Linked DNA regions of Mus musculus: region 2 is linked to region 1. Evidence: chromatin contacts called from ENCODE Hi-C or POLR2A ChIA-PET data. All regions are on one chromosome and are shown on one strand. The core of a region is the stretch at or near the end of the contact, and the rest is flanking DNA. Distances in the headings are between cores, read along the strand shown.

Region 1 (4,831 bases), core at 699-3,198:
TATCTAGCAAATGGCTACCCACTCATGGATACTCAGTCCCTGGGCAGTCATTCTGTGAACAGCCCCCATGCCTGTGCATGGTGCTTTGCAGAAGGCTAGAGGCTGGGCACTGGGGGAGGAGTCTCTTGGGAGTAGGTAGTAGCTATCCAGGAGTGCTGTGCTGTGATGAATGTCAAATGTGTTTCCCCCTCCTTGGTAATCAGATCACAGGCAATTCCTAATTTCTTTTGTTCTCTATTTCAAATGTATTTCAGTAAGTTGCTCCTGTGTTTTTCAAATGTACTATAACAAAATATCAAGATATATTGCTTTGGGGATTGTACACACAAAAAATAATAGAGAATGACAGACTTTGGAATACAGCAAGGAGGCAGAGAAGTGGGGAGTTCCCAGTCCCAGCCCTGTCACCAATTCGCCATGTGGCCACAGACCCTTGAGGGTGACTGAAGGATTAGTGCCTGAATGGTAAGCAAGTATATACAGTGCTGCGTAGATGTTGGGCTAGGTAAGAAGCTAGGGTTGTCAAGTCCCACCATCTGCAGCAAGGGGTCCATCAGAGCTGAGGCCTTGGGCAAGCCCCACCCTAGCCACCCTACTAAAGGACCATAAAGGTGGGAAGAAAGGCTGCTGGATCTATTCACCACAAGGGCCATGTGAGTCAGCAAAGACAACACTGGGCTGCTAGTAACCGCTACCACTGGAGTTGCATTAATCAGGATCAAGACATCTACCTGAAAGGGGTGCCAGGCCCCCAGACAGATGGTGGTCCTGCCTCCCTGAGACAGATGGATAGGGGTTATAGACACTAGATCAGGAGGAGCAGTGGGCTATATCTGTTATTCTTTTCATTTCCTATCAATCAACACCCTAAAACTCTGAACCAGATAGAAGGGAATAAGGTATGGAAACGTCCCTCCTCCCATAATTAAACAGAGTATAAAACAATGTCTAAAATCGCTCCAGTCTCTACAGAAAGAGTCCCAGGCACCTTGCTTCCAGAAGTCCCTTGTCCTAAGCCAATGAGGCCCTTCTTCCCTTATTTTTACCTGATGGACCCATGGTCCACACCCATGTGCATCCACAGGCACATCAGTGAGTGCCCAAAACCATCTCTCTTAGTGTAGTCTTTATTGGCCAAAGAACCTAAGGGAGGTTCTGTGCCTGAGAGGAGACTGGTTTTGCAGTGCATTTGAGGGGATCCCCGGAGGGAATTTGGAAAGGAGGAGGTGAAGAACAAAGCCCCCTCCCCACTTTGGGGTGGAGGGGCAGGCAGCGCCCATCCATCCCTGATCCTTCTCCTCCTCCCATTACCGGAGGAGCTTCGCTCAATCTCCCCCACACCATGCTAGACACTGGCTTCTCCCCCACCCCAGCCGCAATCAGGACTTTAGATGGGGATGAGGAACAGCCACGCCCAGAGCCACACCCCACAGCGGTCGACTGGGTTAGATGGACGTTCTGCTGGGTTCACATTTCCTTCCTCACACGCATACACCCACAGGGATATGCCAACTTCAGCTCCACTTGCCCATACAGAACCTGCCTGACCACTCCTGTGCCCCTCCCTAAGCATGCATTTGGGGAGCCGCCCAGTTACCCCTCACCTGTCGAGCTCTGGCACCTAGCCACTTTCTCCAACCCCATTCCAGATCGCAGGGCTCAGAGCTCGGTGCCTAGCATGCATGGGTGGGGCTCCAGCCTTCCTACCGAGGAGGCACGAAACCCACTCCCTCTGAGCCTGAGGCGGGCTGGGTCTGGAACGTAGATGGTCGCTGCTGCGGTCAAGGGGACAAACCAGCCCACCTTACCTGCGCCGATCAGGTTGCCAGCTCAGTCTCTGTGCACGCCGACCTCGGACCTGCCACCCAGCGATGCCGCTGCCGACGCGATGTTGCTGCTGCTGCTGCTGCGGCGGCGGCGGCGGCGGGCGGGGCAGCGTGCGCGGGGAAGTGGGGGAGGAAGAGGGAGGGGGAGGTAGTGAGATCACCTCCCCCGCAGCAGGCCCCGCCTCGCCACACCCTCGTTCCTTGTTTCATCTGAACCTGGCCGCAGAGCCCCGCGCGTGATAGGGACCTCGTGGGGGGGGGGGGTCCTCTTCAGGAGCTCCAGCAGTCCCAGTATCCCCGAGATGAGAGTGACCCCCAACCTCACTATCAAGGATCCCCGCCGCCCTTGAGGCTTATATTGGAAGTCATTTGCAGAAGTATTCTCGGGATCTCGGGGCTGGACAGTGGGGAGAGGATCCAGACTGGGAACCAGATTACCTCGCCTCCACTTGGCCTTCGAGGGCTCTGGCTAGTAATGGGCATTCATATACCATTAGGTCCGGGCCGCGCCCTGGTCATGTGTTTGAATGTATCCGCACTCTCAGGGCAGAGCGCCTCTTGGAACCCCTGCCCAGCCACGACGCTAAGCCAGGGCTCTTCAGGGATGTACGCCTGAACCTGAGTCCCCAGCCTGCGAAGGAGGTGTGGCGAGGCACACCATACAGTCCCTCCTAAACACTAGGTCCCAGATTAGGCTAGAAGGGAAAGTTCTCAGAGAGAGCGCCCTTCAACCTGAAACCCCCTACTTCTGATCTTCCTCCCACTTCCCTCCTGCTCAGTGCCTTATTTCTTTGTCCTCGGGATTGGCCTCTTTCTGACCTTTCCTGGTCGACCTACTCTCGCTTACAGCCCTATGGGGAAAGCTTATGGAAAGGAGATTTTCCCAGTGGCGCCCCCTCCCAGGCTTAGGGCTGTGACCTCCCAAGCGAGGCGAAGCAGAGGGGGCTGGAATTCCAAAGTGAGTCCAGCTAGCTGAAGCTGCAGGGCAAGGAAGGCCTAGGGCCCAGATGGCAGATTGCAGCCCTGGTAGGTATGGTATTTTTATGAGCATGCCTGTTACTCAGTGAAGCATTCTGTAGGTCCTCTGCTCAGCCTGCCAACACTCCCCCAGTGGTGCAATGCCCTGATCCCATGAAAACACTTTTGGCACTCTGGCCTGGTTTCCCTTCTCATATGATCACCTCCTGCCAGCTTCCTTCCCATGAAAGAAAAACTTGGGGATGCCTGCTAGCACTCTGTGAAAGTCTGGATGTCTTTCCAGACATCCAAAGTGTACCATGGAGTCTTTAGGAAGAGTCATCTGAATGAAGTGGAGGCTTAAGCAAAGAGCTCAGAGGCCACTACTCCTTCTACAGGCCTGCCACTTGGCTCAGATGGATTCAGAATGAAGCTGCGGACCGTACTCATGAAGCTTCACTGGTTCAAATCTCCAGGAGACAGCAGAGGAGACTGAGCCAGGCAGCTAGGTCACGAAGCCAGGGGCCTTTTTAGCTGGGCAGAGAATGGTATTTTCCATGAGGCACTGAACTGAGATCAGTTTCATGACTGCACTGATGTAAGAGCGATAGGCCACAAAATTGGCCTCTCCTCTCCAGCTGCTCTCTTCACTGCCTTACTCCCAGACTGCACCCCAACTGGACCTAGTCTAGGGTTGATGCTGTTCTGGAACTTACTTTGTGGCTCAGTTTCATTTTAAACCTACATGCCCCTGTCTCATCCTGCTGAGTGCTAGGATTATAGGTGTTCACTATGTCTAGCTCTGTTTGCGAAGCCTAGACACAAGTTTTATTTCATCTCTCAAAAATCTTTGTCTTTTAAGTGTCAGCACTTGGGAGGCAAAAGCAAGCAGATATCTTGTAAGTTTGAGGCCAGTCTGGTTTACAACGTGAGTTCCAGGCCAGCCAGGGCTGTAATACAGAGAAACCCTGTCTCGAAAAACAAAACAAAACAAAACAAAACAAAACAAAACAAAACAAAACACCAAAAAAAATCAATTAAAAAGTAAAAATCCAATTGCTTGGCATCATGGTACATACCTATAATTTTGGCACTGAGAGGCAAAACAGGAGGACCTTAAGTTTGACACCAAATTGGTTTAGTGAGTTCCAGGACAGTGTGGGATACACTGTAAGAACCTGCTGCAAAAAGAAAAAAATAAATAAATAAAATAATCAGCTTCAGGAATAGGGCTAATGGGTCAGTGCGAGGCTCTCAAAAGACAAAACACAAAAACCAGCCATGAAATTGAACTTGTAGTGAAGTTGACCCTTTTGAGACACAATTGTTTCAGGAGGGTTTTTTATTTTTCTTTTGTGTTTTTATTCTGTTTTGTTTTGTTTTATGAGATTAAAGCCTTACTCTGAAGACCAGGCTGGCCTCCAACTCAGAGATCTTCCTGCCTCTGCTTCTCCAGTGCTGGGATTAAAGGTGTGAACCACTGCTGGTCTGAAGTTTTTTAATTATTTTGCTGATTAAAAAAGTGAAACCCCAGAGGCAGGCGGATTTCTGAGTTCGAGGCCAGCCTGGTCTACAAAGTGAGTTCCAGGACAGCCAGGGCTACACAGAGAAACCATGTCGCAAAAATAACCAAAAAGGGAAAAAAGACATAAAAATTATTTTTAATCATGTGCTTGTGTATGGGTGCTGGTGCCTAAGGGGGTAAGGATCCCCTGGGATCTGGAATTATAAGCAGTTATGAATTGCTTGATAAAGATGCTAGGAGTTAAACTCTGATCACCTGGAAGAATTGCACATGTTCTTAGCTGCTGAGTCATCTCTCTCTAGCCTCTGTGTTCTTGTTTGGTTTTATACTTACTATCCTGCCTCAGCTTTCCCAGTACTGGGATTAAAGACATGTGCTGTCATGCCCACCTTAGTTTGATGAGTTTTTGATACTTTATATTGTGGCCACCACCAAAATCAAGCTTCAGAACATTTCCATTACCTTCTCAAATTCTCCCAAGCTCTTTTACAGATATCCACTCCCTTCATACTCTGACCCCTGA
Region 2 (4,831 bases), core at 1,383-3,882, 1.5 Mb after region 1:
GAATGACTGTTTTGGGATAGTGTCTTCTGGGCAGAACAGGCATTCTGTACCAATGGACACATAAATTTGAGAGGAAATATTTGGGGGTGCATGAGAAAGTCGGAAGGGCAAATAGGGGGTAAAAATGATGCAAATAAAATTTACTCATGTATAAAATCCTCAAATTAAAAAACAACTCAGAAATGTTAAATTTTGTGGTGCATACCTGTTATTTCAGAACTCAAGAGGTAGAGACATGAGGATCAGAAGTTCAAAGTCATCTTTATCATCTACATAATAAGTTGGAAGCCAATATGGGCTACATGCAATCCTGTCTCAAATAAAATAAAACCTCCAAATTCATTCTTTTAAAGAACTACCACAAACAAAACAGGGAAATTTTTGGCAAGCTTATTCACAAATAACTAGCAAAGACACAGGAATTTAAGGGCGTGTAACTACAGACAATTTAAAGATTCATGAAAAAGTAAAACACTGTAGCAAAGCAATTGTTAAAACTAAAAGAGCTTTCCACTGGAAATGTTATCAACACTATCCTAAATCTCACTGGGGACAAATGGAATCATAAGTAAGTCTTGCCTAATTTTTAAATAACAGAGAATTCTATAGAAAAGGATGGAATACTCACCAATTTATATGATAAATTAAACCAAACTTTAATACCAAAACTCACTAATGATGATTAAAAATAAAGCTAGAGAGGTGAATGTGGTGGTGCAATTATGATAGGCTATTTACACAGATGGAAGTCAAGCTAAATAGATCACTCTCTAGATACCATTCAAAATAAATGTCAAGATAAATTAGAGTCAAAAATACTAAATTCTTACAACAAAATCTAGAAGGACATACATATAACCTTGAGGTGTGAAAGACATTTTAACCAACACTGTCAAAACTAAGGATGTGAAAAATTAATATTTGACTATAAAAATTAAGTGTTTTCATAAGTAAGTTATAAAGTAAGGCAAGAGATAGATAATCTTAGGAGAAATTATAATATAAATAAAGGATAATGAATACATGTAATAAGTGTTTTTGCAGCTAAAAAAAATGGAAGACCCCAAAGAAATATGGGTGAAACATAAAAAAAGTAAAGTCTGAAAAATTAACTCTGATAGCCAACACGCATTTTAAAAGATGATGAATCTCATTACAAATAAAATATTACAATTAAAGATACAATATTCTATGCTTATAAGACTGGAAAAAATTAAGCAATAATGTTAGACTTATTCCTGATGCAAATGCAGAGGTAAGTATAATCCCATGCTCTGAAGATCAAAATGCATGAAGAGTCTTGAACGTTCTAAAAATTTAAACTAAAACAGCTGATTGTGGTGGCTCATACCTTTAATCCCAAACTTAGGAAGCAGAGGCAAGTGGATATTTTGGAGTTCTGGGCCATTCTGGTCTTCATAGTGAGTCCCAGGCCAGCCAGAGATATAAAGACAAAACAAAAGAAAAAACTAAAACAGAACTATGTCCTTTGTTCCAGCAAGATACCACCAGATAATCTATTCACTAAAATAACAGTAATGTGTCTGGGATTTTATCTCAATGATAAAGCATTCATAAATAAAACAGGAGACCCGAAGTACCACAAAATGAGTGAATTGGTGAGTTAATGAACACAGTACATAACAATATATGATAAAGACCCTCTCCATTCCAAATGGTAATGAGATGAATGTGTTTATTTTTTTTGTGTAGATGTGTACTTTTGTGTAGAAATAATGTGTGTAACAACAACATTGTAAAAGTTAAAAATTACTGACTGGACCCCTTAGTCTACGCAGTCTAATTGCTTAGAATGTCTTTTCCCTACCACCCTCTCACACACATACACACAAACAAACACACACAGAGTTTTGATTAGTAATTATTAATTTTATAAAAATGGAATATTATACATAATTTATATGCTTTTACACTAAGAAACACCTAGTAGACTTTTCTCCATGTCAGTAGAAACAACCTTAATTCATCATTTGTAATATATGTATGAGTTGGGTCATACAAATAAACACAGTCAAAATCACATCTTCACAATGTTGCACTTGACAGAGGATTTTTACCTTGAGTCTGTATGCAGCACACTGAGCAGATCACTCTGAATATAGTTCCAGGACAATTCCACTGCACCAAGGTAGTATCTTCTGATGGCACTAGAGCAGAAATTGAAAAGGCTCAGAAAGAAGCAAGCGAAGAGTGCTATTTGCATGGCTTTTATTACTAGAAAATGTTCAACTAAAGAAATGAAAATTTAACTCTTCTCTAAAATAACTTTAGCTTTTAAGAACAAAAAGAAAATGTAATGATTTAGTAAAAAGTCCTAAATATTTTGCAGAGCATTTTCTGGAAGTTTATCTACTGTGAGTGAAAGTAGCATTAGCACAAAACAGATCTGAAAGGATTACTTCCTTTTGGGTAGTAGGAAGCAGGCACAGGAAAACTGGAATAGGAAGAGTGGCTGAGCTAAGGCTTAACCCATTTCCTGCTGGGTGCATCCTAACAAGTTTGAATCCTTAAGAAAAGGAACAGAATACTGAGGAGGGGCGTTCAGGTGTATTTAAATTCCTAGCCTATTCTAAAAGACTGTTCCTTGGTACCTGTAGCAAAGAAACTCTAGATAGTGAAGATTCTGGAGTCTGCATGGAATGTAAAAGCTTCCACTTTGGGATTCACCAGATTCCAGCCTACTTTCTCCGCAGAAACTTTCCAGCTGCCCACATGGCCTAGAGATCCAGATAGGATACCTGTACCATATGTTTTATTTGCTGTTGCTTTTTTATTAATGATTACTATGGGAGGCCCCAGGTAGTCATAGGCAGAGCTACTCTTGGACAGGTGTTCTTGAATTGTATAAGAAAATAGGCGGATCAAGACATAATGATCAGTCAGTAAGCAATGTTCCTCCATGATCTCTGATTCAGTTCTGGCACCCAGGTTCCTGCCCTTTTGAGATTCTGTCCTCATTTCCATCAGTGAAATTGATTAGTGAATTGTTTATTACATGGAAGTATAAGTTGAAATAAACCCTGTTGCTTTTGGTCATGGTGTTTTATTACAGCCAGAGAAACTTTAACTAAGACACCCTCCCTCCTCAAAAAGCTGGAAACAAACTTATCATATGACCCAGCTATATCACTCTTGGGCATACATCTAAAAGGATTGTACATTCCACTATAGAGATACTTGTATATCCATATTCATTGCCATTCAATTCATAATTGAATGAAAAAGGAAAGAGCCAACATCCACCAACTGAAGAATGGATAATGAAAATGTGGTACATTCACACAATGGAATATTTATTACTCAGCTGTAAAGAAAAATGAAATTAAATTTGCAGGTAAATGGATAGAGCTGGAAATAATCATTCTCCATAAGGTAACCTAGACCCAGAAAAACAAATGCCTCAGATTCTCTCTCACATGTGAATGCTAACTCTGAATCTTTAGATATCTGTCTTAAATTGGAGTATCCATAGAGATCAGGAAACTAGCAAGGGGCCAACAAGGGAAGGCAGATTTCAAGGGAAATGGGATATACTGCAGTTGATATGAAAAGGGAACAGGAGAAGTTGAAGGGTTACGTGGGGTAAGGATAGGAGGGCAGGAGAGAGAAGTGAGTATGGGTAGTGATTATTAACACTAAAGATACTTGAAAAAAATATGAAAACCTACTACTGTAGAAGCTTTTTAAATAAAATATACATGTATACATATATAAGAATTTAAATGGAGTTACCCCTACATCAGGATGACAATGTCCCTACTAAACACTGCAGGGTAACAAATATAAAGCCCAGTGCCAGGAATGGGTCACCTCTTTTGGAGTTTGTTGGCTCCATAAACCCCCAAACATTATAAGGTACTGCCAATTTTTTGGCAATCTACAGAACTTCATGGTTAAGATCGTATTGCTGATGACACAACATAGTTGAGTCATAAAACATGGGGAAATCAAGCTGGCACTGACAAGATTTCACAGTGCTGGAAGGTTACATGTGTGCTATTTGGGGTGACAAGTTATTGACAGTCTTACAAAGCATCTAAGAACCCTGTGAGGTACTATATAATGACTGATATGTCAAAATAGCCTCATTGCTATGGTAGTGGCATAAATATAGTAGGAGTAACTAATCACTTCATGTTTGTATTTAAGGCCCACTCCACAGGATAGAACCGATACCTGTTAGAAAGCCAAAACCCCATGGCTGCCTAAGTCATAGGGAAGAACTGCTTTCCTAAATGGACACAAAAATAAACTGTCTCCTCCCAATTTTTTTTACTATTATACCGATAAAATAGGGGATCTTTCACTCCTCATCTAAGAATCTTCTTTTTTCTAATAGACTCACAACTAGTATATGTACAGAGGATAAGAGGCAATAAAGTGCTCAATTCTAATTGAGATATTTGTATCACTCCCCTCTCCAGTCCCAAGGGATCGGAAGTCCTGTTTGGCCTCAGGTACTGCGTACACGTGCTGTACTCAAACACATGCAAATACTCATATACACAAAGTTAAAAAAAAAACTTTAAAGCGGAAGAAGCAGCAGTCATAATACAAGTGTACATTATTAAGTGGTTGGAATGCTTTTAAAAAGTGTAAGATGTGTTTTCCTGAACTTAAACAGCCTTGAAATTAATGTCAGAATTAACATAAGTTCATTGTTTACATAAATATGCAAAATCTAAAATAAATTAAAAAAAATAAAGGTGAGATAAACTCTGTCACCACCAAGGCAGAGAAGCTTTCTGCACACGTAGCAAGCATTCATTCCTCTGCGCAAGTGTGGGGCTGCAGCTGAGGTGGTTGTAGC

The links. Hi-C counts contacts between places; a loop is a spot of excess contacts on that map. ChIA-PET counts read pairs that join two places held with the same protein, here RNA polymerase II (POLR2A).
Region 2: a loop to region 1 is called in a map of Patski, with 12 times the contacts of the local background. The contact joins the promoter of F8 here to the promoter of L1cam in region 1. A Hi-C loop is called at or near these places in 1 of 37 maps with a recorded cell type or tissue (Patski). POLR2A ChIA-PET finds 5 or more read pairs at or near these places in 1 of 5 experiments (Patski).

What each region holds. Positions count from the first base shown.
Region 1 is chrX:73,878,886-73,883,716 of GRCm38, forward strand. It overlaps L1cam (L1 cell adhesion molecule), which reads right to left and starts at 1,949. Exons shown (of 29, transcript NM_008478.3): 1 at 1,809-1,949.
Region 2 is chrX:75,377,409-75,382,239 of GRCm38, forward strand. It overlaps F8 (coagulation factor VIII), which reads right to left and starts at 2,633. Exons shown (of 26, transcript NM_007977.2): 1 at 2,079-2,633. The coding sequence starts at 2,224.